Regions from separate parts of the Homo sapiens genome. Here region 2 is linked to region 1. A link is a loop called in an ENCODE intact Hi-C map of the cell type or tissue named here. Cell type or tissue: gastrocnemius medialis. All regions are shown on one strand. Links, peaks and the distances in the headings refer to the core of each region. The heading gives the core; the rest is flanking DNA. Region 1 overlaps DDC (dopa decarboxylase). Region 2 overlaps COBL (cordon-bleu WH2 repeat protein).

What was found. Peaks named below come from ENCODE experiments on the same cell type or tissue, not always from the same donor. Only the 100,000 strongest peaks of a DNase experiment are listed, where the experiment ranks them.
Region 2: a loop joins it to region 1, with 3 times the contacts of the local background. A loop is called at or near these places in 1 of 110 quality-filtered maps.

What each region holds. Positions count from the first base shown.
Region 1 is chr7:50,499,472-50,515,674 of GRCh38, forward strand. DDC (dopa decarboxylase) reads right to left here. Exons shown (of 15, transcript NM_001082971.2): 7 at 4,522-4,588. Among named protein-coding and RNA genes, the nearest start is that of DDC-AS1, 24 kb to the right of the region's middle. RefSeq lists enhancers at 2,410-2,911, 2,880-3,174, 2,912-3,411, 14,116-14,750. In gastrocnemius medialis, for the core only: no CTCF peak of the experiment used is centred there; DNase peaks (open chromatin) are centred at 2,520, 2,980, 5,310, 5,660 and 1 weaker place; H3K4me3 peaks cover 545 bases; H3K27ac peaks cover 4,538 bases.
Region 2 is chr7:51,281,964-51,298,166 of GRCh38, forward strand. All of the region lies in intron 1 of COBL (cordon-bleu WH2 repeat protein), which reads right to left. Among named protein-coding and RNA genes, the nearest start is that of COBL, 27 kb to the right of the region's middle. In gastrocnemius medialis, for the core only: no CTCF peak of the experiment used is centred there; a DNase peak (open chromatin) is centred at 7,428; H3K4me3 peaks cover 949 bases; H3K27ac peaks cover 4,423 bases.

The DNA of each region.
Region 1 (16,203 bases), core at 735-5,734:
CTTGGTTTTCTCTCCTGACCCTGGCGGCTAAGTGTAACTCCAAGGGACCATCGTGTGACAGCCTCATGTTACTCACCTGCATTTCTCTCCAGTGACACCACCCTTTCCACCCACCTGGAATTCCCTTCCTGGTTCCCTTTGCTAATCCATTCTCAAGTCCTCCCCCAAACATCATCCAAGGGGAGGTCTGCACACAGTCCACGCTGACCTCTACCTGCCCCACTCCATCCCCACCACCAGGTGAAGTTCTTTACTTTACACCATCTTAGACCATCCCCTGCTTTCTTCATGAACAGGGTTCTGTTTTCCAACCATGCATAGCAGCCTTGTGGGCAGGGGCTGCCTCATTCAGGAGCTGGGAGAGCCACAGATGTAGCATGCTCCCTCAATTTTGACAGATCTGGGCTCAACTCCTGCTTCCAGTTGCTCCCCAGCCAAGGGGCCCTATCTACTTCTCCAAGCCTCACTCTCCTCCCAGGAAGATGGAGATGAAATAGTACCCATAGGCCCAAGGGATGAGCAAGGGAATATTTACAATGTGCTTGCCAGGACCCCAGCACTGAGTAGGGGAGAAATAAATGTGGCTTCCATGGTTGCTGCCTCTCAGCCCTAGGCACCCAGGAGAGTAAGAGTTGAAGGGTGAAGGACCACAGAGAGGGCGCGAGCCACCCTCACCTCACAGGGTGGATACCAGTGTCAGGGTACCGTGGGGTAGGTGTCAGGGTCAGCATATGCATTTGTAGGGATCCATGGATTCACCGTTCACTCACCATCCATGGTGCTCATTGTGCAATGAGGCGTGAGACTCTCAGGGGCACTAATTAGTCACAGTTCCAATCAGGAGGGCTCCACTGTGCTGACCTCATTACCACTGGAAGGCCCCACCTCCAATACCATCACCTTAGGTTAGAATTTCAGCAAATGGGCTTTGCGGGGGACACAAACGTTCAGACTACAGCAAGCTTCAAATTTACACCTATCTTATGATGTGATCTGAGGTTTTTCTCAACCTTACCGCTGATCTGAGCTACAGGCATGGACATCCCATGATTACTGAGTGACTCCTCAGGGAGAAACTCTGCAAATCCTAAGGCCTTGTGCTCTTCCTGGCTCACTGCTGCATCCATCTGGGGTTATGCAAGCACCAGGTGAGACTGATTCTGGGGGAAGTGATGAGCCCCTAAGCCTCGGTTCAGGTCCACACTGCTCTGTGACCTTTGGCCTCCCATGCCCTGGGGTGGATATCCGTGTCCGCAGGACACACTTGACCTTAATCCAACTGAGGGCTTTCATCCTGATGATTAAACTGAGTCAAAGCTTTGAAACGCCTTATGTCTTTTATCAGCTTTGTGGAGGACTGTGTTCTCTCTAAGCTTGCAGTTGGCCTACAACTCCTGCAGAAGGGAACTTACAGACCCCTAAAGGAAGTGGACTCTGAAGGGCTTCTCTGGTTTCCATGGGGATGCATGGAGCTGTGGGCATGCCTCTGCATTCTGCATTCTGCATCTCATATGTGATCCACTAACAGCACACACTGCATAGCACGGCCCATCTAGGAACCAGGCAGACACAGAGACCCTCGGCCAGAGCTTGAGAAGTTGCATGCACCAGGGGCACACCTAGCCCTGAGGCAAGGCTGCCTCAGTGGGGAGGGATGGGACAGGCTCACACCCCTCCAGCTTCCTGCTGTCAGTGACTCTTTCCTTCTGAGACTTCCCAGGAACTTGCGGCAGGCCTGGCTGCCCCTCCAGCTGCACGTCCTCTCTCAGTTATGCTGGCACCTCAGGATGCAGCTTTGGCTGCCTGCCCTGTGCTATTCCCTTCCTCACACCTTGAGATGGCCTCCCCAACTCAGCCCATACCCTCGTCCTCAGTTTCCCCACTTCCCCATCGGCAACCTAACTGACTTCAACTATCCACTTTTTGTATTCCATCTTCTCAGTAAAACCTGCCAGACAACTGATCCATCCAAGCAGACCAATCTGAATACCCTCACTGGCAAATCATTTCAAATGCAATAAAAAGAAAATGTCTTTCCTAAGGCAGCAATTGGAAGAAAACCATCTTCTGATTTGTTTTCTTTGTCAAATGATGGTGGGTGAATAACTTATCTGAATTATGTTAGATTATTCTAATCATATATAGAATAAGGTCAGCTCAGGATCTCAGAACAGTCCCGCTTGGAGTTGGAGAATGCTAAATATCTGGTGATAGGAAAATGGTAGCAGGAGAGGGAAAGTAGGTAAAAGGGTGCTGACTTAATTGTTAAGGTACCACCAACAGTTAGTAATATAACACCATCAATAAAAATGGAAATGTTGGCCGGACACAGTGGGTTACGCCTGTAATTCCATCACACTGGGAGGCTGAGGCGGGCATATCATCTGAGGTCAGGAGTCTGAGACCAGCCTGGCCAATATGGTGAAACCCCATCTCTAATAAAAATACAAAAATTAGCCAGGCATGATGGCATGTGCCTGTGATCCCAGCTACTCAGAAAGCTGAGGCAGGAGAATCACTTGAACCCAGGAGGCAGATGTTGCAGTGAGCTGAGATTGTGCCACTCCAGCCTGGGCCACAGAGCAAGACTCCATCTCAAAAATAAAGAAAAAAAAAGGAATTGTCAAAACTGACCTCCCCTATGCATTCTGCCAATGGATGAAAGGGTTTTGGCATTCACCCATGTCAGCTCCTTCTGCACAACCCCAAAAGCAACCTCAGTGTTTCAAACCAAACAAATCATAAATCAAGCTCTGTGCACAGCCTCCAGCCTCTACAAAGAAGAGGGGGCCCCAGATAGCAGGAAGGCCTGAGCTGGATCCATCCAGGGGACTGTGACTGGCAGGTGACACACGCTGGCTGTCATCTCCATGGTCCAGCGGGCAGCCCACACTTGGCCCAGGGGACAGCAGGCCATGTGGGCTCTATCCAGCAGAAGACCTCGGCCCTTTAAATCCGATAGCCCTAGGGAATTACATCAGCCAGCTACTGGCCAGGACATTCAGTTCTTAGCCTGACATCTGAGTCAGAGGACTCCAAGTTGCTTGGCTGAGCTGATGAAGGTTTGCAGCTGATGAGGCCAATGCTGTGGCTGCAGTCCTGAGTCAGCCAGTTCTATCCCTTCTCCCCAGCCCGGGGCTGTGCACGACCACTTCCCGCCAGTTGTTCTTACAGCTGTGTGCCACAGAGCATAAACGGTGGAGCATAAACCCTGTGAGAGCGGGTAAGTCTATGCCACCCACCTCCCAGTAGTTCCCAGCACTGCATTCCTTGCTGTGCAGCAATGCACTCTACCTTTGGGATGGTGCATTTTCCCTGCATTAATTTATCCTCTGAATAATCGTGTGGGGAAATCTTGTTATTTTATGAGCACAAGTGGGGTTTTTCTCTTCACTTTACAGACAGCATAAATGAAGCTCAGAATGTAAGATTCAGGGGTGGATCCTGGGCTGCACCCTAGCTTCCTTGTCACCAATTTCATGTCTAGCTCACACAAAGGCACCTGCACCTTCAGCACCGGCCTTCCCCAGCTGCTGACCCCAAGAAGGGAGGCCAACGCCCAGGAGAGGAGGGTCCACTCCTCTGAGTATGGACTATGGGTGACTCTTGGGTTAGGAGAGGTGAGAACTGTGCTTGGCTTGTGCAGACTAAGGAGGAAGCCAATTCCCTGGTAGCTGTTGTGGGATCTGGCACAGGCCACAGGTATGTGATCTGAAGGCCCCACTTGGGCAGCTCCACTCACAGCCGAGCGGTCAGAACATTCCCATCCTAGAGGGACAGAGAAAGGGGGAGCCCCCTGAGCCAGTGTCCCTGCCCTACGAGGGTTCTTCTGTCCACAGAAGCAGCTTCAAGACCTGCTGAGTTCCCAGAGCTACATGTCAAAGGTGAAACTCTAGAAACAGAGCTGCTCATTCACATTCACCTTTTGAAAACACAGCATCCTAGTCTCAATGAGAAAACCTAGGATCTCTGAATGAGGAAGGGAGGAGGTGAGAGTGACCAGGAAAACATCTGAAGCACAGATTATTCCTTGGCGAAATCCAGTTTCATTGTGTTGATTTGCTAAACTACCTTCAGCAATTTTCTTAACTGCATTCAGTAATTCCAAAAAAAGGTGAAAAAGGGATATACCAAAGAATTAAATTCAAGTGTGGACAATTCTCATATCAGGTGTATGCACGACCCACATATGAAGGTGGTTACTCTAAGATTTTGAAGAGTTTATTCTCCTCAACAGGGCCAACATAACCTGCAATTTTACATAACTTCTATATTGCTCGGATTTTTTTTCTTACAAATAGTGTGTTGGTAGAACTAAGCTCAGTTCTTTTCCAATTAGCCCAAATTCTGAGTTTGTGGAGTTCAAGCTAATGAGGTTTGTGTTATTGCAAATACGAGAAGAGCTGGGCAAACCATCACAATATGAAGTTAACGACAAGAAAGAGATCAACGAGGAAGGTTTGCTAAATTCCCCGTGTACAGAGAACATTTTCCAAAAAGAAAATGGAATCGGATACTTACAGATAGGACCGACTTCTAAGAGATTGTCAAAGGAGCAGCATGTTGTGGTCCCCAGGGTGGCAACCATCTAGAGGGTAAAAAGCAGACAGCCTTTTATTCCCCAGGTGCCAGTCACCGCTGTAACCTCCACACAAGCAACTGCTGCCCCATGGTCCAACCTGGGGCCATGAGCCGAGATCCCAATGAATGTCTGCTACATGGAAACGTAAGCCCATGGATGCACATTGAATCTTTGGGTGAAAGCATCATAACAGGTTAAGAGAAACAGATTTGCAGACAGAAAACTAAGCTCTGAGGTTAGAAACCGGGAAGTTGCAAAAGATTTTCCAGGGTGCCTTGGGGCAGACATGAAGCAATCTACCACCTGGACAATGATACCTATATTCTACTTTAGTAAATATACATATACTATATTCTACTTTATTAAATATACATATATATGTATGTGTGTATATTTTTGTTAAATTTTAATTAACGTTCTATGTAACATTAGTGTAACTATGTTCTTATATTCCATATATACATTTTAATTTAATTATAATCTAATTAAATTTATAATTAAGTTATAATTAAAATATACACAAGTGTATATATTTTATTTTCTATATATATATGTGTGTGTATATATATACATATATAGAGAATGTAAGAACATAGTTACTACTATGGAGCAGAAGCCTGGGATTTTTTCCTAGTTTGGGGGGGTGTGTGTGTGTCTGTGTGTGTGCACGTGTGTGTGTGCATACACCCATGTGCAATGCACAGAGCAGAGCAAGCGCAGTAGAGATGAGTCTCCCTCCAGCAGGGCCCAGACTGCCCAAGGCACTCATGGAATGCTTCTTTCAGAACAGACTTTGGCATCAGTTAAGAGTCACACTAGGATTTTGAGCAAGAGTATCATTTACCAGCTTTAATCCGCTGCCTTTCTCTTTCTGAATGATACTGTTCCCAAAGATTAATTAAATCCTCAGGAGGTCATGAGAAAACACTGCTGACATTGAAAATAATTTTAAAAGGGATGTTCTGAGAAAGCATTGAGTGCTGTCAGTCACACAACCCAGAAAATACGGGCTGGGAGTCACTGCGGCCTCTCCCGAGCTCTGAGGACCTTGTGGTGCCACGATCGCACTGGCACAGCCTGACTGTGTTGTCCCCACACACATGTCTGTCTCTCCCTCCAGACCCATGATGCTCCCAAAGCCAGGGACCCTGTCTCATTGTTTTGTGTTGGGCTGAGCATTTGCACTTTGCTGGACATTGCATAGATGCTGAAACCTATTGCTGAATTGAAACAGCTCTCTCCAAAGGATCAAAACGCACATTATGTTTACAAAACCAAAGGGCCTAATTGATTTATGGATGTCATGCAGTCTAGATAATGAAATTTCTTTGCAGATGCGACAAGAGTGTGGAATAGAATTAAATTTGTGTGACCTTTATTGAGCCCCCTGTAAAGTCTTAGCAATGCCATGTGTCCTGAGGATAAAGATAGAGAGGTCAGAAACTCGTATGTGAGAACCCCAGTTCGAGACCTTTGTGGCTCCATTTCACCTATGACTGCCTCGCATTTCACCTGGAAACCAACTTTTCCTTTTAGAGAGAGACAAAGTGTTCATGCCCAGGTAGCACAGAGTCAGCCTGCAGAAGGTTCGTCTCACCAGCTTTGCCCTGCTCCTCTCACAGGTGGCTGGGCTGGACAAGGTACTTCTCAGACAGAGCGATGCCTGCTCAGGGACCAGAGTTTTCCATGCCAAACCCCGGGGCGTGGGCCCAAAACAGGTCCTGGCTGGACTCTGGAAGGGCTCTCTGTGTCACTGAGCTATGCCCAAGGGAGTCAGTCCCCCAAGGGGCTACCCTCAGGCGCAGGAGGGGCAGTCTGTTTAAATGTAGGCTTTCTTCTTGTTCAGGATGGTGAGCCCAACAAGTCAGGAGATGACTGCCATTAAAAACAGCTTGTTCCTCACAGTCCCCAAGGGGAGGGGGACATGGGGAAGCACGAGGATCAGTTGGGCAGCAGAGGGGTGGGGGAAAAACAGCGGCAAGGGCCTGTGTTGTGGTTTCCACAGGAAGAACCAGGCAGGGCAAGGGTGAGCAGGATTAGGATCGGCTGGTTTGAATAATTTCAGTGGGCTCTGGGGTCGCATTTGGTCTGCTCCAGGTCACATTTGGAGCAGTGGCTGTCCCTAGATGTCTGGTACCTAGCCCTTGAGTGGTCAGGGCAGGAGGATAGTAGCCCAGAGTGTGAGAGCCCCACAGAGGAGATGCTGGGGTAGGAGCTCTGTACTGATGATTTTGCATTTCAAAGGTGAATTTGCTTTTTTTTTACAAATTTGTTTGAGTTCCACACACCGGGGCCTGTCATGGGGTGGCAGGAGTGGGGAGGGATAGCATTAGGAGATACACCTAATGTAAATGACGAGTTAATGGGTGCAGCACACCAACCTGGCACATGTATACATATGTACAAACCTGCACGTTGTGCACATGTACCCTAGAACTTATAATAAAAAAGAAAAGAAAAGAAAGGTGAACTTGCAAGTGAGTCCTTTAAGAGCTCTAGGAAACCCCTCTCCCTGAGAAGGGCAGTCCCTCCAGGGTCAGCAAGACCCAAAGGTGTCACAGCATCAGAAGCACAGATAGTAAAAAGGCACAGTGAATACAGATAGTTAAACCATGTATGTGGGGCACAGAGACCTGGGCTGGAGGCCCAACTCCATGTCACATTGGCACCTGGCTGGGCTTTATTTTTCTTACCTACAAAGCAACGTATTGCACTTACAGACCTGCCCGGTCTATCAGGTGCCAACGGGCTAACATCTTGCATACCTCAATGTTTCTCCTGGTGCTGTCAGCATCCTTTCTTAACCTCTGGATGTCCCCTCCTCATGTCAAGCATCAATAATTCTCCGCATTTGTTTCATTTTGGCAAGATAAGTCATTTAGTGGGAATTGAAGTCAGTGTGTTGTTTTTCTCTGCTATTTGCAATTTCATCTTGACATATAATTGAATGTTAAAGCACTTTGTCTAAGACACCTGGCTACTCAGTTTGTAGAGCATGAGAGTCTTAGAATGCCTTATCTTTATCCTTAAGAGAATAGCGAAAAAGAATGACTTAACAATATTAATATTGCTTGAAACTTATTTTCTCAACTCCCAGAGTCATATCTTAGAAATGACATATCTCTAGTTTAGCAATTCCTTCTGTTTCATCTGACTTTCTTCAGTTAAACACTAAACTAAATGCAATAACTTTTTTTTTTTGAGATGGAGTTTCACTCTTTTTGTCGAGGCTGGAGTGCAGTGGTGCGATCTCAGCTCACTGCAACCTCCACCTCCTGGGTTCAAGTGATTCTCCTGCCTCAGTCTCCCGAGTAGCTGGGATTACAGGCACCACATCCAGCTAATTTTTTGTATTTTTAGTAGAGACGGGGTTTCACCATGTTGGCTAGGCTGGTCTCTAACTTCTGACCTCAGGTGATTCACCCACCTCGGTCTCCCAAAGTGTTGGGATTACTGGGGAGAGCCACCATGCCCAGCCAATAACTTCTATTATTAAAAATTTATTAAATGTGCCCTTATTAAAATTATTTTCTCTCTATTAATGTGTGCATAGAAGAGTATCTAGAGTGATGTTCACCAAACAGTAATACTGCATTTCTCTTAAGATTTTGGTTAACATAAACCTTTATTCTTAGATTCTTATGTAATTACTGATTTTTTTTGTTCTGAGTATGAAACATCTTTGCAGAAACAATAAAACCCGGCCTTGTCCTGGCAGTGGCCTAGGTTGAGAATAGGGGTGATGTTCTTTGCGGCTAACTCTGCAGCAGGCCTAATGCTGACAGCCTTTCCTATATGATATTTAATTGCCACCACCTTATGAGTTAGATATGCTCGTGATTCCCACTTTACAGTTGACTTATGTGAGGCTCCAAGAGGTGGGTAATTGTCCCAGGACACCCAGATAGGCAGGAGCAGACCAAATGTGACCCCAGGCTTGGTTAGCTCTTGTTGTCCTGCCACATGCTGGGCAAACAGGACCCCTGGGACACCAGTCCCTGAACATCAGTTAACGAGCTCAGCACCTGGGCCATGCCAGAGGCCCCTCCAACAAACCCAAGCACTTTGCTGTGGTAAGGAGGAGGCCTGGGGGCTGCAAGGACAGTGTTCTAAGTGGCTTGTCTACGTGGGGCTGAGCTACAAGTCAGCCTGTCCTAATTCTCAGAAGCCACTTTAAAGCCAGCACCTGCTCCGCTCCAGGCTCTGATTACTCCAGCTCAGCATTGCTCAATGACGCTAACCTGATTCCAGGCGCTCTGCAGAGGCATAATCACATTTGTGCAGGGGGAAGGAGGGGTAGGGGACAGTTCAGGCCTCCATCTCAAAGAGCCCACAGTCTTCCTGCAGTGGCAGAGCCCAGCACAACCTTCTCTTCTGCATCCTTGCCCCTTCGACTAGCCCTCTGTGCTCACGTAAGTGCCTCGCAGGCATCGCCCTCTGTGGCCCGACCTTATCAAGCTGGCTCATTAGGGAAGCAAGCTGTCCTGAGAAACAAGGGGAAACTTTATTACAAGCCCCAAGCCTGTTCATGGAAGGGCAATGATTCAGCTTTTCTGGTTCAAACCCTGCCAAATGTGCCCCTTGCCCTCAGCAGCAAGTCTTCAATTTTAAGGGATCTACAGCCCCTTTGAGAATATAATGAAGACCATGTGGCTACATCCCAGAAGGACGCATATAGTCATTATGCACATGCCCAGTTATAACCACAAGGGCACAGCTGGGCAGTGAGACAAGGCTCAGGCTCCAACCCCTCTCCTATGAGGGCCCAGACTCTCTCCAGCTTTACAATCCTTTGGCTGCCAGTTAAAGACAACAAACAAGGTGCATTTCCTGGAATGTCCTGTGCTTTTCTGATCTCTGTACGCTGCAGCCCTCTTCCCTCCAACAAGAAAGGCACCATGCCCAGAAGTACCTGCCTGGATATCCCCTGACACAGCTCCTGTGTTCTCTCTCAGCAACAGGCTTTCCAAATCCCCTCTAGGAAGTTTATTTGCGCCCTCTACCCATGTATATATGCATTGTTCTCATCAAATGGCGTGGAGATGGGAACATACCTGTCTTCCCCACCAAGAACCATGCCATGAGGAAAGGGACCATGGCTCGCCACACACCTCCAGGGCTGGTACGGTGCCGGTGCATGGGGCAGTCTACGGCAAAAAAGTGATTCTCCTCTCTGATCCGATACCTACAATTGGCCCACATCTGTGGCTTCTATCAGCAGAATGTTCTGGAATTTTGGTCTTTAGGGCAAAATTCCAACAGAGGCATATTAATTTGGTCCTTCCATCTTCCTCAAAGAAAATAAAATTTGATTTTGTTTCTCTTAATGAAATGTGTAGTCTTCTCTTTCGTGCTTCTGCCTCCTCCACCAGCTCCTTCACATGCACAGATAAATCTCTCTCTCAGCACATCTCCCTCGGCCCAACTTGCTCCAGCAATGGCACTATTTACTCTTCTTTCCTTCACAGGCAAACTTCTTTATAAAGGAATCCATTCCCACATTTTTCATTTCCTCATTTGCCCAGTGGAATCTGAATTTCACCCACAGACACTCTAGTAAATAAACTCCTAAGAAAATCGTAAATTACTTCCTCTTAGCAAATGAATGAATGAATGAATGAATGAGTCATTTCTTAGTGCCTGTATTACTTGGCACTTCCAGCAATTTCACCATTACATTTCTTTCAGTAGAAGTCACTATTTTAACATGACTTTTATGTTTAATAACTCTTTATAAAGAAACTTTTGGTATAAATTGGTACAATGTTTTTGAAGTAGAATGTGAGAGTATGTATCAAAGTCTTGGGGAAAAAAAACCCATCTCTTTCATTAAGTAATTTCAGGGCTATAAATCATTCCCAAGAAATTCTGATAAGTAAATTTTCTCATTTACTTATCTTACTTATATAAGATACTTACGTATCTTTTTTTTTTTGAGACGGAGTCTCACTCTGCTGCCCAGGCTGGAGTGAAGTGGTGCCATCTCAGCTCACTGCAAGCTCCGCCTCCCGGGGTTCAGGCCATTCTCTCATCTCAGCTTCCCAAGTAGCTGGGACTACAGGTGACTGCCACCATGCCCGGCTAATTTTGTTTTTGTATTTTCAGTAGAGAAGGGGTTTCACCGTGTTAGCCAGGATGGTCTCGATCTCCTGACCTCATGATCCGCCCACCTTGGCCTCCCAAAGTGCTGAGATTACAGGTGTGAGCCACCGCACCTGGCCACTTATGTATCTTACTTATTTACTTTGTTTACATAAGCTATTATAGATAAGTAAATAAGTAAATGAATAAAATTTTTAAGTGCACCAATTACTACAAGAAAGAATGTAAGTAGGCCGGGTGCTGTGGCTTATGCCTATAATCCCAGCACTTTGGGAGGCCAAGGCTGGCAGATCACTTGAGGTCAGGAGTTTAAGACCAGTCTGACCAACATGGTGAAACCTCATCTCTACCAAAAATACAAAAATTAGCCAGGTGTGGTGGTGCACATCTGTAATTCTAGCTATTTGGGAGGCTGAGGCAGGAGAATCACTTGAACCTAAGTAGCAGTGGTTGCAGTGAGCTGAGATCACATCACTGCACTCCAGCCTGGGTGACAGAGTGAGACTCCATCTCAAAAAAAAAAAAAAAAAAATGTAAGTAAGATGGCAGGGCACGGTGGCTCACGCCTGTAATCACAGCACTTTGGGAGGCCAAGGCGGGCGGATCACGAGGTCAGGAGATCGAGACCATCCTGGCTAACACGGTAAAACCCCGTCTCTACTAAAAATACAAAAAATTAGCTGGGCGCGGTGGTGGGCGCCTGTAGTCCCAGCTACTCAGGAGGCTGAGGCAGGAGGATGGCATGAACCTGGGAGGTGGAGTTTGCAGTGAGCCGAGATAGCGCCACTGCACTCCGGCCTGGGCGAAAGAGCGAGACTCTGTCTCAAAAAAAAAAAAAAAAAAAAAAACTCAACTGTTTAACACTAGCTTATTGCTAGGATATTAGGATATATCTATACACACACACACACACACACACACACACACACAAAATAATATATAATTTATTTAATAGGAGTTCATAAAATATGAATTTTATGAATACATAAAATACAAATACATACATATATGTACATATATGTGAATTCCTATTAAATAAATTACATTTATATTTATTTATGTTATATGTATGTGTGTACATATATGTATATATGAGAGAGATAGCTGGGAAAGATAGAGATATAATAGAGTACTATGCGACTTTTTTTAACAAAATTATACTTTTATATAATATATATAATGACCTGAAAAAAATGCTTGTAATATTTGATGTAAAGAAAGAAAATCTGACTAGGCATGGTGGCTCATGCTTGTAACCCCAACACTTTGGGAGGCCAAGGCAGATGGATCACTTGAGGTCAGGATTTCGAGACTAGCCTGGCCAACACTTTGGGAGGCCGAGGCAGGCAGATCACAAGGTCAGGAGATTGAGGCCATCCCGGCTAACACGGTGAAACCGTGTCTCTACTAAAAATACAAAAAAATTAGCCAGGCATGGTGGCACACGCCTGTAGTCCCAGCTACTTGGGAGGCTGGGGCAGGAGAATTGCTTGAATCTGGGAGGCAGAGGTTGCAGTGAGCCAAGATCGCGCCACTGCACTCCAGCCTGGGCGACAGAGCGAGACTCCATCTCAAAAAGAAAAAAAGAAAAAGAAAAAAAATTGATTCACATACTAAGAGAGAAGAAAAGATGGAATTCTATAAAATGCTCAGTTAAAACAAGAGAAGGCAAAGAATAGAAGACCAAAAATGAAACAAAGAATAAGAGCAGCAAATAGGAAAAGGTAATAAATATTGTAGATATTTATCCAACTACATCAATAATTATTTTAAATATCAATGGTCTAAATGCACTAATTGAAAAGGGTAATGGGTGCACCAAAATCTCATAAATCACCACTAAAAAACTTATCCACAAAACCAAACACCACCTATTCCACAAAAGCCTATTGAAATAAAAAATTAAAATTAAAATAATTAAAAATAAAATAAAGCACACAGACTGTCAGAATGGGTAAGAAAACAAGACCCAACTATATTTTCTGTATAAGAAATGCACTTTAAATGTCAAGATACAGATTAAAGGTATAGCGATGTAGAAAAATATACCATGCTAACACCAATGAAAATAAAGCTGGAATAGCTATATTAATTTTAGACAAAGTGGATCAAGAAAATTGTTAAAGAAAATTGTCAGGGATAAAAAAGAGCATTACAGATATAGGGTAAAGAGGAGATGAAGGAGTAGGAAGCACCAGGAAATCTGTCTCCCAGCTAAACAAAACTTTTACCTACTGGCAGAATCTGTTTGATGCAATTATTTTGAAACTCTGGGGTCTATTGAAGGCTTGCAACTTCAATATAAGGGTTGGACAGGAAAATACAGTTAATTTTGGTCAATTTTAGCTCTAGTACAGTAGTACCTACCCATCCACCACCCCCAGGCCCATGGCACATAGCTGAGCATGTGTCCCTGGAGCAGCTTGCACAGAGCTTGCAAGAGCCAAAGTGAGAAAAAGGGAACTGTCCTCCAAATATTGGGAGTCTGCACTTTGATTGTTGATTGTTGATTACTGATCCCAGTCACAGGTGCAAAGAGGTGGTGGCCATTGTTGTACACCCTGCCCATTGCTGCAAGACCCACCTTATCCAACTGAAGTGACTTCTGGGGGATAAAAAGGGCCAGTGCCTTTTTCCCCCCTTATTTTCCTCTTTTCCCTTTTTAAGGATACAGACAGTGTGAAGACTTGGATATTCAAAGACTAACACCTATGTAGGGGAAATTAGAAAGTCATCACACATACCCAGAAAAGACACAGGCTCAGAAAATAACTGAAAGAACCTTACATTTATACCTAAGGCCAATCATCATGGCATATGGGAGGCAGGACTAGATTGAGATTGCAGCACTGGACAGAGCAGCGTGTGGAGGCTCACATTTGTGAATTTTAGCTCCAGGTTGACTGCAAGAACAAACCAGCAATCCCGAGAGGACCCACAGACTCTGTGAAGGAAGTGAAATGCTCCTGCAGGTCTCAGGAGGCACCCTAAGTACTGTGAGTGCCCCAGCTGCAGAAGCGGGAAAGGGAGACCCTCCTCTCCTGAACACACACCCCCACTAGAGAAAGTGAAGGTCTGTTGCGGGAGAAGTTTCCGACTTTACCTGGATCTGAGTCAATTTAGACAGTCGAGCAAAATACAGGGGTAGAGGAAGCAGCAGAAAGGCACTGGGAACTCACTGGGTTCCCAAGCAGGTCATTCCTGCTGGCACCACAGGGATCCATTGGGAAGGCAGCCAGAGGAGCAGTGGGTAAAACTTCACAGGGAGAAGGAAATCTCCAGCTGAACATTGTAACAGTTCGAACGGATGAGAAGCCTCCTGGCCAGAACTCGGGGACGGTGCAAATCCGGTGTGCAGGCTCCAGAGGGAGGGGAAAAACCAAGCCCTTTTCTTTCATAGCTGGGAAGTAGGTAGCCTGGGGCAAGTTTTTAAGCCCCTCTCGCCCATGCCCAGAAACAGACTTGGGGCTCTTGGCAGGGGCACGGTGGGAGGGAGACAGGCCCTTCGGTTTGTGTGGGAGCTGGGTGAGGGCTGTGACTGCTGGCTTTCCCTACTTCTCTGACAACCTGCATGACTCAGCAGAGGCAGCCATAATCCTCCTAGGTACACAACTCCAGTGACCTAGGACTCTCACCCCCATCCCCCACAGCAGCCGCAGCAAGACCCACCCAAGGAAAGCCTGAGCCCAGACATGCCTAGCCCCACCCCCGCCTGGTGGTCGGTCCCTACCCACCCTAGTAGCGAAAGACAAAGGGCATATAATCTTGGGAGTTGTAGGGCCCTGCCCACCACTGGGCCCTCTCCATACTACTACAGCTGATGCTCTCTGGAAAGCACTACCTCCTGCAGAAGGCCAACCAGCACAAAATCAGAGCATTAAACCACCAACGCTAAGAACCCTCACGGAGTCCATTGCACCCCCTCCCCAACTCACCTCCACCAGAACAGGTGCTGGTATCCATGGCTGAGAGACCCATAAATAGTTCACACTGAAGGACTCTGTGCAGATAACCCCTGGTACCAGCCCAGAGCTGGGTAGACTGCCTGGGTGGCCAGACCCAGAAAAGAGACAACAATCACTGCAGTTCAGCTCACAGGAAGCCACATCCATAGGAAAAAGGGGAGAGTACTACATCAAGGGAACACCCTGTGGGACAAAAGAATCTGAACAACAGTCTTCAGCCCTAGATATTCCCCCTGACAGAGCCTACACAAATGAGAAAGAACCAGGAAACCAACCCCGGTAATATGACAACACATGGCTTTTCAACACCCCCCAAAAAAATCACACTAGTTCACCAGCAATGGATCCAAACCAAGAAAAAATCCCTGATTTACCTGAAAAATAATTCAGAAGGTTAGTTATTAAGCTAATCGGGGAAGCACCAGAGAAAGGCAGAGCCCAATGCAAGAAAATCCACAAAACAATACAAGAAGTAAGAGGAGAAATATTCAAGGAAATAGATGCATAAAGAAAAAGCAATCAAAACTTCAGGAAACTTTGGACACACTTTTAGAAATGTGGAATGCTCTGGAAAGTCTCAGCAATAGAATTGAACAAGTAGAAGAAAGAAATTCAGAGCTTGAAACTTTGGACACACTTTTAGAAATGTGAAATGCTCTGGAAAGTCTCAGCAATAGAATTGAACAAGTAGAAGAAAGAAATTCAGAGCTCGAAGACAAGGTCTTTGAATTAACGCAATCCAACAAAGATAAAGAAAAAAGAATAAGAAAATATGAACAAAGCCTCCAAGAAGTCTGGGATTATGTTGAACCTAAGAATAATCAGTGTTCCCGAGGAAGAAGAGAATTCTAAAAGGTTGGAAAACATATTTGGGGGAGTAATTGAGGAAAATTTCCCCGACCTGGCTAGAGACCCAGCCATCCAAATACAAGAAGCACAAACAACCCTTAGGAAATTCATGGCAAAAAGATCTTCACCTAGGCACATCAGACTATCCAAAGTTAAGATGAAAGAAAGAATCTTAAAAGCTGTGAGACAGAAGCACCAGGTTACCTACAAAGAAAACCTATCAGATTAACAGCAGATTTCTCAGCAGAAACCCTACAAGCCAGAAGGGATTGGGACCCTATCTTCAGCCTCCTCAAACAAAACAATTGTCAGCCAAGAATTTTGTATCCAGCTGAACTAAGCATCATATATGAAGGAAAGATACAGTCCTTTTCAGACAAACAAATGCTGAGAGAATTCACCATTACCAAGCCACCACTACAAGAACTGCTAAAAGGAGCTCTAAATCTTAAAACAAATCCTGGAAACACATCAAAATAGAACCTCTTTAAAGCATAAATGACACAGGACCTATAAAGCAAAAATACAAGTTAAAAAGCAAAAACAAAAAACAAACAAACAAAAAAAGTACACAGGCAACAAAGAGCATGATGAATGCAAGGGTACCTCATATTTCAATACCAAAATTGAATGTAAATGACCTAAATGCTCCACCTAAAAGATACAGATCCACAGAATGGATAATAACTCACCAACCATCTGCTG
Region 2 (16,203 bases), core at 5,038-10,037, 790 kb after region 1:
TGGTAAAATACTGATTCTAAGGAGACTGTGAGAAGTTTGATTATTTTAATCCCTAGAAAACCCACGAAAATAAACAAAGGGATATACTAAAAATCCCAGTAGATACATTAAAATAAGATACTAAAAAATCTCAAACAACTCAAAGATTGGAAAGAAGAAACAAGAATGCAAGTCAGGCAACAAAGAAAAAAATAGTTAAATGGTTGATCTAAATCCAAAAATATCAGTAGAGATGATAGGCCATTATCCTTCATTTATGCAAATGATTTGATGTAACGTAATAGTTTAATATAATTATTTAATGTAAATGGTCTAAACAATCCAACTAAAAGACAGATATTATTTAACTACATGCTATCTTCAAAAAACTCACTTTAAATATGATTATGTAGGTGGTTAGAGGTAAACTGATGAAAAACCACACCTACAAATATTACTCAAAAGAAAGCTGGGATGGTTATATTAATATCAAAGTACAGACATCAGACAAATCAAAGAAAATTACCAGGGATAAAGAGAGACATTACATAAAAGAGTCAATTCAACAAGAAGATATAACAATCCTAAACTTCAATACACCTGACAATGAAGCTTTGAAATAGATACAACAACAATGAAATAGATAAAACCACAATTAACTTTTGAGACAATACTCTCTTACAAATCAATACAACTCATACACAGAAAATCAACAGGAATATAGAAGAACTCACAAATACAATCAACCAACTTGATTTAATTGACATTACTAGAATTCTACCCAACTGTACCAGAAAATACATTGTTTTCAACAGCAAATAGAACACTAACCAAGATAGACAATCTCCTGGGACATAAAACAAACCTTACCAAATATAAAAAAAAAAAATTACAAGGCATACAAAAGTATGTTCTCTAACCATACTGAAATTAGACCGGAAATCAGTAACAAAGATAACCATAAAATCTATAAACACTTGGAAATGTAATCATATATGACTACAGAATGCATGGAGAAAGAGAACTCTGAGGGACTTGAGCATACAGCTTTTAAAAATCATGACTGGTGGGATGATGATAAAGAAGTGCTTAGAAGGAAATGTAGAGCATTAACTGCGTATATAAGAGAGGAAAATTCTCAAACTAATCATTTAAACCTCCATTTAAATCAAATTTGAAAAAGTAGAGCAAAACAAACCCAAATCATATACAAGGAAATTGCTGAAACAGAAAAAAGGCAATAGAAAACAATGACCACAAAAGATTTTTTATAATAAATCTGAGAAACCTATAAAAAGAATGACAAAGAAGAGAGAAGACACTAATTACTAACATGAGGAATAAAAAAGAAGATATCACTACAGAGACCACAGACAATACAAGAATAATAAGGGAATGCTATGAACATATCTACACACATAAATTCAGCAACTTTAAATGACACAGATCAATTTCTCAAAAATCACTACCAACATACACTCATTAAAGATTAAATAGATAATTCAAATGTACCCATTTAAAAATTTGAATCTGTAGTTTTTGTTTGTTTGTTTTTTTGTGAGATGGAGTTTCGCTCTTGTTGCCCAGGCTGGAGTGCAGGGGCGCGATCCTGGCTCACTGCTGCCTGTGCCTCCTGGGTTCAAGCAATTCTCCTGCCTCAGCCTCCTGAGTAGCTGGGATTACATGTGCGCACCACCACGCCCAGCTAATTTTTGTATTTTTAGTAGAGACGGGGTTTCACCATGTTGGTCAGGCTTATCTCAAACACCTGACCTCAGATGATCCGCCTGCCTCGGCCTCCCAGAGTGCTGGGATTATAGTTGTGAGCCACCGCATCTGGCCAAATCTGTAGCTTAAGAACATTATGAAAAAAGAAATTTTTAGACCCAGGTGGTTTCACTGGCCAATTTTACTAAGCATTTAAAATGAAAAACAAAAAATGAAAAAACACCAATAACATCAGACAGACACATCACAAGAAAACTATACACAAATATCTCTCATGAATACAGATGCAAAATTCCTCAAAAAAATAGAATCTAGCAATATATAAAAAGAATAGGCTGGGCACGGTGGCTCATGCCTGTAATCCCAGCACTTTGGGAGGCCAAGGTGGGCGGATCACAAAGTCAGGAGATCGAGACCATCCTGGCTAACAGAGTGAAACCTCGTCTCTACCAAAAATACAAAAAAAAAAAAAAAAAAAAAAAGCACTAGGCATGGTGGCGGGTGCCTGTAGTCCCAGCTACTCGGGAGGCTGAGGCAGGAGAATGGTGTGAACCTGGGAGGCAGAGCTTGCAGTGAGCAGAGATTGCGCCACTGCACTCCAGCCTGGGCAACAGAGCAAGACTCCGTCTCAAAAAAAAAAGAAAAAAGAATAATACACTACAATCAAGGAGGTTTAATCTCAGGAATGCAAGGCTGGTTCAATATTTGAAAATCAGTTCATGTAATTCACCATACTGACAGTTTAAAGAAGAAAAATCACATGCGTGTATCAATCAAAGCAAAGACAAGCATTTGATATAATTCAGTATCAACAAGTCTCAGTAAATTAGAAATAAAAAAAAAAAACTTCCTAAGCCTATTAAACTATAGCTATAAGGCCAGGCATGGTGGCTCATGCCTGTAATCCCAGCACTTTGGGAGGCCGAGGCAGGTGGATCATGAGGTCAGGAGTTCGAGACCAGCCTGGCCAACATAGTGAAACCCCATCACTACTAAAAATACAAAAATTAGCTGGGCATGGTGGCATGCATCTGTACTCCCAGCTACTCAGGAGGCTGAGGCAGGAGAATCACTTGAACCCAGGAGGCAGAGGTTGTGGTGAGCCAAGATCGTACCACTGCACTCCAGCCTGGGCAACAAAGCAAGACTCCGTCTCAAAAAAAAAAAAAGGTATAAAAAAACCTACCTCCAATATCAAGCTTCACAAAGAAAGACTGAATGTTTTCCCCTAAGATCAGGAACAAGGTAAGAGTGTGTATTCTCACTACTTCCATCCAACTTTTTTTTTTTTTTTTGAGACAGAGTCTTGGTCTGTCACCCAGGCTAGAGTGCAGTGGCACAATCTTGGCTCACTGCAACCTCTACCTCCTGGTTTTAAGCAAATCTCTGCCTCAGACTCCTAAGTAGCTGGGAAAACAGGAGCGTGCCAGCACACCTGGCTAATTTTTGTATTTTTAGTACAGACAGGGTTTCAACATCTTGGCCAGGCTGGTCTTGAACTCCTGACCTCGTGATCCACCCGCCTCAGCCTCCTAAAGTGCTGGGATTACAGGCATAAGCCACCGTGCCCAGCTATTCAACTTCTTACTGGAAATCTACACTGTACAATAAGAAGAGAAAAACAAATAAAAGGCATCAAATTTGGACAGAGAGAAATAAACCACACCTTTTTTCTAGACATACATAGCAAATCCCAAGGAATCTGCAAAGAAAAAAAAAAAAAGCAAAAATCCTCACAGAATTGATAGAGTTTAAAGCAAGCTCATGGAATACAAAGTCAACACACAAAAATCAAGTATATTTCTATACTAACAATCCATAATTAGGAATTAAAATTTTAAAATGCCATTTACAAACATCTACCAAAAAAGTAAAGTATTTAGGTATAAGTCTAGTTGACATGGGTAAGATTGTATGCTGAGAACTACAAAACACTGGTTAATGAAATCAAAGAAAACCTAGAAAAATGGAGAGACATATATTCATTGGTCAGACGACTCAAATTGATTTACAGATTTAACAAAATTTCAAATTCTCAGCATGGCTGTTTTTGTAGACATAGACAAACTGATCTGAAAATTTATATGGAAAGGCAAAGAAATGAGAAGAGCCAAACTAATTTTGAAAAATAAGAATGTTGGAGGAATCACATTACATAGCCTTAAGACTTACTATAAAGCTACAGTATTCAAGATAGTGTGATATTGGTGAAGCAACAGTTATAAATCAATTAAACAAGACTGACAATCAAGAAATAGATCCACATAAATATATTCAAGTGATTTTTTATGAAGGTGTAAAGGCAATTAAATAGACGAAAGACAGTCTTTTCAACAAATGGTATTATAACAATTGGATACCCTATGCCAAAGAAAAATGAGAAGTAGCAGAAGAACTTCGACCTAAGTCACATGCCTTATACAACAATTAACTCAAAATGGACCACTGATCTAAATGGAAAAGTAAAGGTATAAAACCTTCAGAAGAAACATCCAAGAAAATATTCATGGCCTGGGTTAGGCAAGAGTTCCTAGATATGGTGCCTAAATCATGTCTAGAGCATAAAGTTTAAAAAAAAAAAAAAGCTGTACTTCTTCATAATTAAAATTTTCTACTCTTCCAAAGACACTGCTAAAGAATAAAAACACAAGATACTGACTGAAAAAAAAAAATCTGCAAATCACATATGACCTAGGAGCTGTATCCACATTATATAAAGAAACTTCAAGTAACTAAAAAAAAAAAAGCAAAAAAAAATCTAATTTTAAAATGGCAAAGGACATGAACAGATACTTCTTAAAATAAAATATCCAAACAGCCAAGAAACATATGAAAAAACTGTTCATCATCATTAATCATCAGAGAAATGCAAATCAAAACCACAATGAGATGCCATCTCACACTAGTCAGGACGGTGATTATCAAAAAGTCAAAAAATAACAGATGTTGGTGAGACTGTAGAGAAAGGGGAATACATACACTGTTGATGGGAATGCAAATTAGTTCAGCCACTGTGGAAAGTAGTTTAGAGATTTCTCAAAGAACTTAAGCATAACTACCATTCAATGAAGCAATCCCATTACTGGATATATATCCAAAGGAAAAGAAACCATTGTGCCAAAAAGACACATGCCACTCATATGTTCACTGCAACACTATTCACAATAGGAAAGACATGGAATCAACCTAAGTGCCCATCAATGGTGGACTGGATTAAAAAAATATGGTACATATACACCATCGAATACTACACAGCCATAAAAAAGAATTAAATCATGTCCTTTGCAGCAACATGGATGCAGCTGGATGCCACTATCCTAAGTGAATTAATGCAGGAACAGAAAACCAAATACTGCATGTTGTTACTTACAAGCGGGAGCTAAACATTGAGTACACATGGACACAAAGATGGGAACAACAGACACTGGCGATGTTGGAGGTGGGGAGGAAAGGAGAGGAGCATGGGTACCACACTCACTACCTGGATAATAGGATCAGCCATTCCCCAAACCTCAGCATCCCGCAATATACCCATGTAACAAAACTGCATATGAACCCTCTTATTCCAAAATAAAAGTTGAAAAATCAAAAAATAAAAACAATCCCACAGAATAAGAAAACAAACAACCCTTTGAAAAACAGGCAAAAGACTTAAAAGACAGGCAAAAGATTTCCCCCAAAAAGACATATGGATGGTAAATAAACACATAAAGCTTCGCCATCGTTAGCCTTTAGGTAAATGCAAGTTAAAACCATGATGTAATACTAATATATAAGAATAGCTAAAATGAAACAATCTTAAAAATATCAAGTGCTGGTGAGGATACAAAGCAATTGGAGCTCTCATGCACTGCTGGTGGGAATGCAAAATGGTACAGACACTCTGGGAAACCATTTGGCAATTTCCTAAAATGTTAAACACTTTATGCATATAGTTATGACCCAGCACTCCCACTCCTGGGTATTTACCCTAAAGAAATGAAACTGTAGGTTCACACAAACACCTGTACATGAATGTTTATAGCAGCTCTATTCACACTCACAAAACACTGGAGAAAACCCAGATGTCCTGCAATGGGTGGATGGGTAAACAAACAGTGGTGGACCCATATGATAGAAGATGACTCTGCATAATAACTGGGCTACAAAGTGAGACTCTGTCTCAAAAAAAAAGAAAAAAAAATGAATGAACTACTGACAGTTGACTGAAAGGAGCTGAATCTCAAAGGCAGTATGCTGTGCGAAAGAGGTTAGGTTATACCCTACAATTCCATTTATAGGGCATTCTCAAAAAAGATTATAGTGATGGAGAACAAATCAGTGGTTGCCAGGAAGAGAACAAAAGAAAATGCTGGGGTGATGAAAGTGTTCTGTGTGCTAATTGTGGTATCTATGCACATGTTAAAATTCATGGAATTATGAAAGAAGTCAACTGGACTCCATTTTGGTTTAAAAAGTAAAATTTAAAAAATACAAATGGGGGCCAGGCATGATGGCTCACGTCTGTAATCCCAGCACTTTGGGAGGCCGAGGCGGGTGGATCACCTGAGTTCAGGAGTTCGAGATCAGCCTGACCAACAAGGTGAAACCTTGTCTCTACTAAAAATACAAAAATTAGCCAGGCATGGTGGCAGGCGCCTGTAGTCCCAGCTATTTGGGAGGCTGAAACAAGAGAATTGCTTGAACCCGGGAGGCAGAGGTTGCAGTGAGCTGAGATCCCGCCACTGCACTCCAGCCTGGGCAACAGTCTCCAAAAAAAAAAAAAAAGAAAGAAAGAAAAAACAACAATAATGAAAATGGGGCTGGGCGTGATGACTCACACCTGTAATCCCAGCACTTTGTGAGGCCGAGGCAGGTGGCTCACCTGAGGTCAGGAGTTCGAGACCAGCCTGGCCAACATGGTGAAACCCTGTCTCTACTAAAAATACAGTAATTAGCCAGGCATGGTTGGGGGGTGCCTGTAATCCCAGCTACTCGGGAGGCTGAGGCAGGAGAATCGCTTAAACCCAGGAGGTGGAGGTTGCAGTGAGCTGAGATCACGTTATTGTACTTCAGCCTGGGCAACAAGAGCAAAACTCAGTCTCAAAAAATAAAATAAATAAATAATAATTTTAGAAAATACAAATGGGAAATAAGAACTGAATTCAAATACTAGTCTTCAAGATGGATATCTATGGAAATACTCTTCTACCTACTCAACTAATTGTATGCAACTAATTTACTCAACCTGTCCTTGTTAAAATATGAACAAGAACAATATAAGAAGTCATCAGGGTTAAAACTGTAAAGAACAATATAAAATAGTCCTCAGGAGTGCAGGGCCAAAACGTCTTGTTTCCACTTGTGCATAATGATAGCACAGAGAGAAAGGAGAACAGAGCCCTGCATAGTCTAAAGTCAGCAGCATCTCCTCCCAGCATGCCCACCGCACTGGTGCTCAGGGTCCAGTGAGGAATGGACAGCAACTGATTGTTTCATAACAGTTTCCTTTTTAAATTGTTATTCTTTCCCAAATAGTCTTTTCAACAAATGATGTTATAACAATTGGGAACAAGTCTATCATTTGATTATTTTGCAAGTCGTTCTACATACTTGTGTCCTTCCCTCTCTGTGTTCTCATTGTCTGCTCTCCTAAGTCACCTCCCAAGTGACTCTAGGCTCCCAGAGCCACAGACCTCACTGCCCTCCTGCTGACACTTCCTCTCAGCCCTCCCTGGATCCTGTGTCACTGCACTCGGGTGTGGCCCTCCACAAAGCAGCCAGAGCTTGTTTTCTAAAACAGGAGCTTATGATCTTCCATGGCTCCTCCACTGCCTACAACGGAGCTCTGCCGGGCAGCAGGGCTCAGAGGACCTTCATGTGCTGATCCTGCCCATCTGCTCTCCTGCTTACCTCCCGTCCTAGAGTGCCACCTCTCCTTATTCCAGAAATAAGACTCAGTCTCAAACACTTCTGTGCCTTGCACACAGTAGCTGTGCTAACAATGTCTGCAAATTATATGTGAACACTCCCAGCAAGCCACAGAATGGAAGTGAACAGCAGTGATCAGAACAAACAACTACAAGTAATTACCTTTCAGTGCCAAAAACAATGACGCCTCCTTTGAGGAAACGCAACTTGTCCTACTTTCAATAATGAGAACTATGGAAATTATTGTTTCCCTGTTGCCCAGCTTGTCAGAAACATAAAGACCGAACTGATGTTCAATTGCAGGACACAGATTTGCTTTCATGGCTGATATCTCTCCCCTCTCTGCCTTTCTTTGGCCTGGTTTCCTGTGTCTATTTTTGTTCATCCTCCTGCATGCCAGCCCTATACGAGGGCCTTGGGAAAACAAATGAGATACAGAGAAAAATGGCAGCTCAGGAAAACAGAAATACCCCTAAGATGCTGCAAAGCAAAATGTTCCACATGAGCAGCAGTAACCTTAGGGTGGTCATATTTGCAACCTGAATGAAAGGTGGTGACTGCTCAAGATCAACACTTGGACTTGAGCAAACACAATCAAATGCATACACCAATCACAGAGACTCAATAGAATGGGCAAGTCACAATGCCAGTGGCATAAATTATGTGCTACTGGTTACCAGAGGACAATGTGTGCCATCAGCACATCTAATTTGCATTATTTTGAAATCTGACTGCTAATCATTGGGGAACATGGATTCTGAAGGAACAGGCAAACTAGAATGCCTGGCCGGGTGATCACCAGGGTCCTTTCCAGCAGAGATAATGTGAAACCTGCAATGTCACAACTCAGATTGCTGGCTTGGAAAAAGCTTGTCTACATTGTAAAATGATTTGTGCTCAGCCTTCCTTTAAATCTTGTCTTAATCAGAAGTTAGTTTACCCCTAAATAAACACAGATATCAGAACAAAGGGTGCGTGAAAGATGTGTGCTATCTTTCTAAATTCAAATTTAGGCTCGCCCCACCCTGCTTAAGCCTTCCTGGGCTCCCTACTGCCCTGACTTTCTCTCCAGCTTCCCACACAACCTCAGCCTCGGCCCCTCCTTGTGAGTTTCAGGAAGATTAAACTGCTCAAATAATAACCCTGAATACTAATATGCTAAATCCCACTTCCCCCAGACACCTGGGCCAGCACCCTTTCTGGCACCATGCATACTCCCCTCTCCATGTGAACACCTTGACCTCAGGTAGGAACTCCAGTGCCACTCCCTGAAGCAGGGTGCCTCCCCAGGTGTGTGCCCTTCCCTCCGGCTGGTGTCTGCCATAGCAACACCACACTGTACTGCATGGAATCTGCCTCTGCCCCTCACCATCCTCCCCAAGAGCAAAGGCCACGTCTTCTTTAGGTCTCCAGCACCTTGCACAGTGCCCATTCCTGCCAGGGGCTCACAACCCTTGGGGTATGACTGAATAAACAGATGAACGGCTAGCTGCATGGAGCGCCAGAGCAAGGAAAGCAGAAATCCCTGTTAGAGCCAGCAAGCCATCGCGAGGCAGCGAAGAAAGACTGAGGGGCACAGCGGGGAACAGGCATCTCGGGGACCACAAGCAAGGCTGAGGCACACAGACACACAAGGGGTGTCTGAGTGACCAGAAGATACAGACATGAACTGTGAGGGCACATTCACAGAGTCACCAGAAAGGAGATTGCTGAGGCCAACCTCTGTGTCTTCCAAAGTCCTAGCCAGGAGTCCTAGCACAAGGATCATATACAACTGTAAAAAGTTACCTTGAACACAATCTGGGAAATTTAAGTATGGACAGGAAATTAGCTGTCATTAAGGAATTACTGTCAGGCAGGGTAATGAGGTGACAGTCATAAAAAAGCAAGCTTTATCAAGCCAGGCATGGTGGCTCATGCCTGTAATCCTAACACTTTGGGAGGCTGAGGCAGGCGGATCACCTGAGATCAGGAGTTCAAGACCAGCTTGGCCAACATGGTGAAACCCTCTCTCTGCTAAAAATACAAAAATTAGCTGGGTGTGGTGGTGGATGCCTGTAATCCCAGCTACTCGGGTGGCTGAGGAAGGGGAATCACTTGAACCCAGGAAGTGGAGGTTGCAGTGAGCCGAGACCACGCCATTGCACTCCAGCCAGGGCAACAAATCGAGACTCCGTCTCAAAAAAAAAAGTAAGATTTATCAGTGCACAATCAGCACAGAAGTATTTACAAATGAAAAGATAGAATGGGGAGCTTTTGCCTTAAAACGTTCAAGCCAAAAATAAAAATAAGAAGTGGGGCCAGGCACAGTGGCTCACACCTGTAATCCCAGCATTGCTGGGAGGCTGAAACAGGTATATTACCTGAGGTCAGGAGCTGTGGACCAGCCTGACCAACATGGTGAAACCCTGTCTCTACTGAAAACACAAAATTGGCTGGGTGTGGTGGAGGGCGCTATTTGGGAGGCTGAGCAGGAGAATCTCTTGAACCCAGGAGGCGGAGGCTGTAGTGAGCCGAGATTGTGCCACTGCACTCCAGCCTGGGCAACAGAATGAGACTTTGACTCAAAAAAAAAAAAAAAAAGTGGGAGAATTGCCAAATGTTAAAAACTGCCAAAGCTCATTAATGGACCCATACGATTTCTTTACTATGTTCTCTGCTTTTATTTACATTTGAAAGGTTCCATGTCCATTTTGTCATTTTAAGGTACCCACTGAATGGAATGAAATGAATCTTCAAATCAATGACTGTTGATTATTATATTTGAGGAAATCCCATAAAAAGTCATCCATTCCAAGAGTATTATGTTTTAAAGAATCTGATTAGAATGAGTACTATTTAAATATGACTGATAAAGACATTAAAAAACGTCCATCAGAAGCTGGAAAAACATAATTCAGCCAACCTAATCACATTCTTTAAATGGCCCCTTTATTTCCTGAAGCCAGGTATTAGAAAGGGACACATTCTATTTGCTGACGCAAAAGGCATTCTTGTGCATTTCTAGGTAGCTGTTCTCCTTTAGCCTCTTCAGCACACATCTGTGAGACCTGCTGCCAGCTCTGAGGGAGACCAGGCTGAGCACTCCCCTGTGTGGAGGGTCCCTCCTGTCTGGGATCTTGTTCTGTCCCCTCCTCCCTCCACACTCCAGAGCCTAGAAAGCAAAGCTCCTTCCAAGGCCCGTGGCTTGCCCAAGCCCAACTCTTTGCAGCCCCTGCAGGCCCCGAGCAGCCCTGAGTAAAGAGGAGCAGGGCCCTCTAGGGATGCCCACGTATCCCAGGCCTGGGCACACAGGTTTCATGCACCCCACAGCCAAGGCTGCTGCTACCCTGGGGCCAGGATTCCACTTTCCCTTGAGTGACACAATGACAGAATTGAAGGAATAAGTTACTAAACACATGTGATGCGCCAAATCAAAAAGTTTAGATTTAAAATTCAATAAACTTCACACACACTAGAATGGTGAAAATTAAAGACTGACCCAACAACTGTTAATTCTCATCCACTGCTAGAAGAGGAAGAAACAATTACTTTGGAAAACAGCCTGGCATTTTTGTAGTTGTTTGTTTGCTTTGTTTTGTTTTCACCAAATTACTTTTCAGCTAAGAAACCCTGGCAGTTTTGTAAAACATGAAACATAACATCTACAATGTGACTCAGCCATTCCACTCCTTGGTATTTACCTCAAAGAAAGGGAATACATGTCCATACAAAAACTATAAATGAATGTTCATAATAGCTTTATTTGTAATAGCTAAAACCCCAAAACAACCTAAATGTCAATCAATGGGAGAACAAATTGTTGTAAATTAATGATGGTATACTGTTCATCAATAAAGAGGGATGAACAATAGAGACACCATGAAATCATCATGCCAAGTGAAAAAATTTGACAAAAAGATGCCACCTACATAAATAAAACAGATCAATGGTGGTTGAGGGGCGCAGGAGAGGGAGGAATGGATTGCAAAGAAGCACAAGAAACCTTTGAGCAGCAACAGAAAAACTTCTGTATCTCAACTGTGGTAACAGTTTCAAGGGTGTCACACACATCAAAATTCATAAAGCTGTATGCCTTAATATGTATAGTTTATTGTACATAAATATCCCTCAGTAAAGTAGCTCCAAAATACAGTACACCTTCTCAATCACAAAGAGGAAAAAGAAGAAATTCATCCATAAGTGAGAACCAACAGACACTGGCTACAAGGCAGGCTGTCCCATGCTCAGTAAGGGGTGCTGGATCATGCATAGTGTTCCCAGGTCATTCTATGCTTGGTAAGGGGTCCTGGGTCACGCACAGTGCTCCCAGGTCGTCCCATGCTCGGTAAGGGTGCTGGATCATGCACAGTGCTCCCAGTATATAAGTGACAGGCACTCAGTCTGTAGCTATTTGCCTAAGTTTTTCAACAGTCAAGAACTACCTTAGGCTGGGCGAGGTGGCTCATGCCTATAATCTCAGCACTTTGGGAGGCAAAGGCTGGCAGATCACTTGAGGTCAGGAATTCGAGACCAGCCTGGCCAACATGGTGAAACCCCATCTCTACTAAAAATACAAAAATTAGCCAGGCATGGTGGCACATGCCTGTAGTCCCAGCTACTCAGGAGGCTGAGGCAGGAGAATCACTTGAACCTGGGAGACAGAGGCTGCACTGAGCAGAGATCATGCCACTGCACTCCAGCCTGGGCAACAGAGTGAGACTCCATCTCAAAACATAAATAAATAAATAAATAAATAAATAAATAAATAAAAATAAATAAATAAATAAAAGGCAGGGCGCAGAGCTCATGCCTGTAATCCCAGTACTTTAGGAGGCCAAGGCAGGTGGATCACCTGAGCTCAGAAGGTAGAGACCAGCCTGGCCCACATGGTGAAACCCTATTTCTACTAAAAATACAAAAAAAAAATAAAAGTAGCTGGGTGTGGAGGCACATGCCTATAATCCCAGCTACTCAGGAGGCTGAGGTGGGAGAATCACTTGTGCCTGGGAGGCAGAAGTTGCAGTGAGCTGAGATCGCACCATTGCACTCCAGCTTGGGCGACAAGAGTGAAACTCCATCTCAAAAAAAAAAAAAAAAAAACCATTTTGGTCTTAATTCTAAGTAAAGGTTTAATATTTTTCTGTACTTGATATTGCTAGCCTCTAACCAAACCATGTCATCCTTGGGGTCCAGCAATATAAGCATGTTTTTATACCCCCTGTAGATCTAGCATTGTCCTTGTACATGGTCTATGCTCCATTTATATAGAATTTAAAGTTTTACTGGTATCACTTATTTAAAGTTATCAAAATTGTTTATTTTAAAAAATATTGCCCAATTAGGGAAAAGCACACACTGGGGCCTGTTGCGGGGTAGGGGCAAGGGGAGGGAGAGCATTAGGACAAATACCTAATGCATGAGGGGCTTAAAACCTAAATGACGGGCCGGGCACAATGGCTCTCAATCATAATCCCAGCACTTTGGGAGACCGAGGCAGGCAGATCACCTGAGGTCAGGAGTTCAAGACCAGCCTGGCCAACGTGTTGAAACCCCATCTCTACAAAAATACAAAAATTAGCCAGGCATGATGGCAGATGCCTGTAATCCCAGCTACTCAGGAGGCTGAGGAGGGAGAATCGCTTGAACCGGGGAGGCAGAGGTTGTCGTGAGCTGATATCGCACCACTGCACTCCAGCCTGGGTGACAGGGCAAGACTCTGGCTCAAAAAAAAAAAAACAACCTACATGACAGGTTAGTAGGTGTAGCAAACCACCATGGCACATGTATACCTACATAAAAAACCTGCACATTCTGCACATGTATCCCAGAAATTAGGGCAAAAAAATAACGATTAAAAATACATACATTAAAAAACATTTTTCAAAAAAAATACTGCCCAATTAACTGGGACCAATGAAATAATCTTGCAAATGCCTAGATATGTAGTACAGAGTCACTGATACAGGCCTGTCCTTTCAGACTGTCACTGACAACAACTACTTTGCAAGGATTGGGACACACCCAGCAAAGCAAACACGACATCCTGGAGACAAGGATATGTACAACACCCTTCCAGGGCCATCAGTTCACATTCTGTGTTAACTGTTCTGTGCCTCTGGCCTTCTGTAGGTCCCTACAGATGATGTGTCCAACAACTGCCATCAAAGCCCAAGAACTTGTGGCCAACCTAATCTCAACTTTCTTGTTAACCTTTCCGAAAAATTTCAAATCCTGGCAGCCTCACAGAAGTCTGCACTTCTCCATACTTCTTTACCCTCCTAAGTGATCAATGAAAATTTAAAAACCCTCACTGAGTAATCCCTAAGCTACTATTTACATAAGCTAATCTTAGGGATAGTTACAGCTTGTCTGGCCTGGCTGGGGCTTAGGTCTGGAAGGAGTGTTATATTTAAGAACTGCTTCAGCAAAATGATTTTCTGAGAAGGCCTTCCATAAAAATAAACCTGACTTATCTAAGCCCCACCCTACAAGTAGAACTAACTGCTCCGCTCCTTCTTTTCTGGGTGTTCATGAAGCACTTTGCACATATCTCTATGATAACACTTGTTGTAATGGACTTTAGAGATCAGTCCTCCCTTCTTTATTGTGGGATCTGTCAGAGCAGGGACACCCATGATATCAGCACATAGGTGAATTTTAATTAATACTGAGTTTTTTAAACTCATGAGCCAATTAAATAAATCCATTTTAAAATGATCCTACATCAGAAAAATGGATCATTTCATATTTAAACCTTCATAATATGTAGGACAATATGACAACACAGAGACAATCATACACATATTATTTTAATGTAAAGTTTGTCCTAACATGGGAGATGTTTGATTAAATGAAGGCGTGCAATATTTTTTTTTAATTAAGCTTGGCTTTACTTTCTTCTTCTATTCTTTTGTTTTTGGTTTTGCTTTTTTACCAAAGTTAACTTGTGTAAAGTTATTTTACACAAGTTAAATATTTCATTTCTTTTTTGATCAACAACTTAAGATAACTTTTTTGGGGGGCAAATAATACTGCAGCAAATCAATTTGATAAATGACTCTGAAAGTATTTTACGGAATAGTTTTTGTTTCATGGTAGATGTTTGCTTGCAAGGATGTATGGGCATTTTGATGTTGCTGATTACTCACAGGGAGGTGCTAAGTATAGGACGAGAGCTTGCTTTCAATCTGGGCTGGACCGCCTTTTTCCAAAGCAATTTGGTTAAACCATGTGAAGTGCGTTACAAACACATATTTCTTGAAGAGGAAATTCTTGTACTGGAAAACGACCATGCTGTATGCACTCAGGTCTTTTCAACTAAATAGAACTCCCAGGCTGGCCACCTTGGGAGCTGGAACAACATCTCAACTAATACACATTTAAGGAATTGATGGCTGGGTGTAATACTGAATGATGAATGAAAGGATCATCTTTAGCCAAGGCTGGACGTCTGAATCACCAGGGAAGCACCCTCAAACCCTCTTTTGAGTCCCCTCTCTGCTGGCCCAGGCAGCATCCCCCTGCAAAGAGCTGAGGTATGTTTCTACTCCAAAGCTCCTCGGTGACTCGGCTGCACATCCCTGGTTAACACCCACCGGGGAAGAATCCCACCCTCATTTTTACGTAGGTAGACTCAGCATCAAGGCTGAGCAATCATAACATGTATAGTCCAGACAGGGCAATGTGGTAGGTGAAATAGGCATTATTAGGAATCACACCAGGTGTTAACTGGGACTGTCCCAACTGTGGCATGTGATCACCTTTCAGTACCTGAGATCTTTTGTTGTTGTTCTTAACATGGTAAGCTAAGTTTCATCATTTTGAAAATCTTTTTTTTTTTTTTTTTTGAGATGGAGTCTCACTCTGTCATGCAGGCTGGAGTGCAATGGTGCGATCTCAGCTCACTGCAACCTCCGTCTCCCGGGTTCAAGCAATTCTCCTGCCTCAGCCTCCCAAGTAGCTGGGATTAAAGGCACCTGCCACTATGCCCAGCTAATTTTTTGTATGTTTAGTAGAGACGGGGTTTTGCCACGTTGGCCAGACTGGTCTCGAACTCCTGACCTCAGGTGATCTGCCCGCCTCAGCCTCCCAAAGTGCTAGGATTACAGGCTTGAGCCACCATGCCTGGCCTTGAAAATCTTTACATAAACAACAATACATACTTCTATAAAGAAAACTACCACATGCAGCCCTTGATACATGGAAAAGCCAACCATCAGAAAGGTTTGTATCAGTGGGATTTGGTTATAAAAAGTCTCCTCTTCAGAGGCCACTCGATGTATGTTTTTAATGCGTCTTCACTAGGAGCTTAACCAAGTTGCTTTGGGAAAAGACAATCAAGACCATATTGCCCTATGGTAAGTCAAAGTATGACCACAAATGTTTCAGACTAATCTCTTCCAAAGATGGGGCCTAATTTCCCTCCCGAGTGTGGGCTGGACTTAGTGACTTGCTTCTGACAAAGTATGAAGCCAGTGACAGTGTATCACTTCTAAGGCTAGGTCATAAAAGGCCTTGCATTGCTCCTTGCACCCCCTCTTGAATCACATGCTCTACAGGAAGTCAGCTGCCATTTTGTGAAGACACTCAGGCATACGGAGAGGC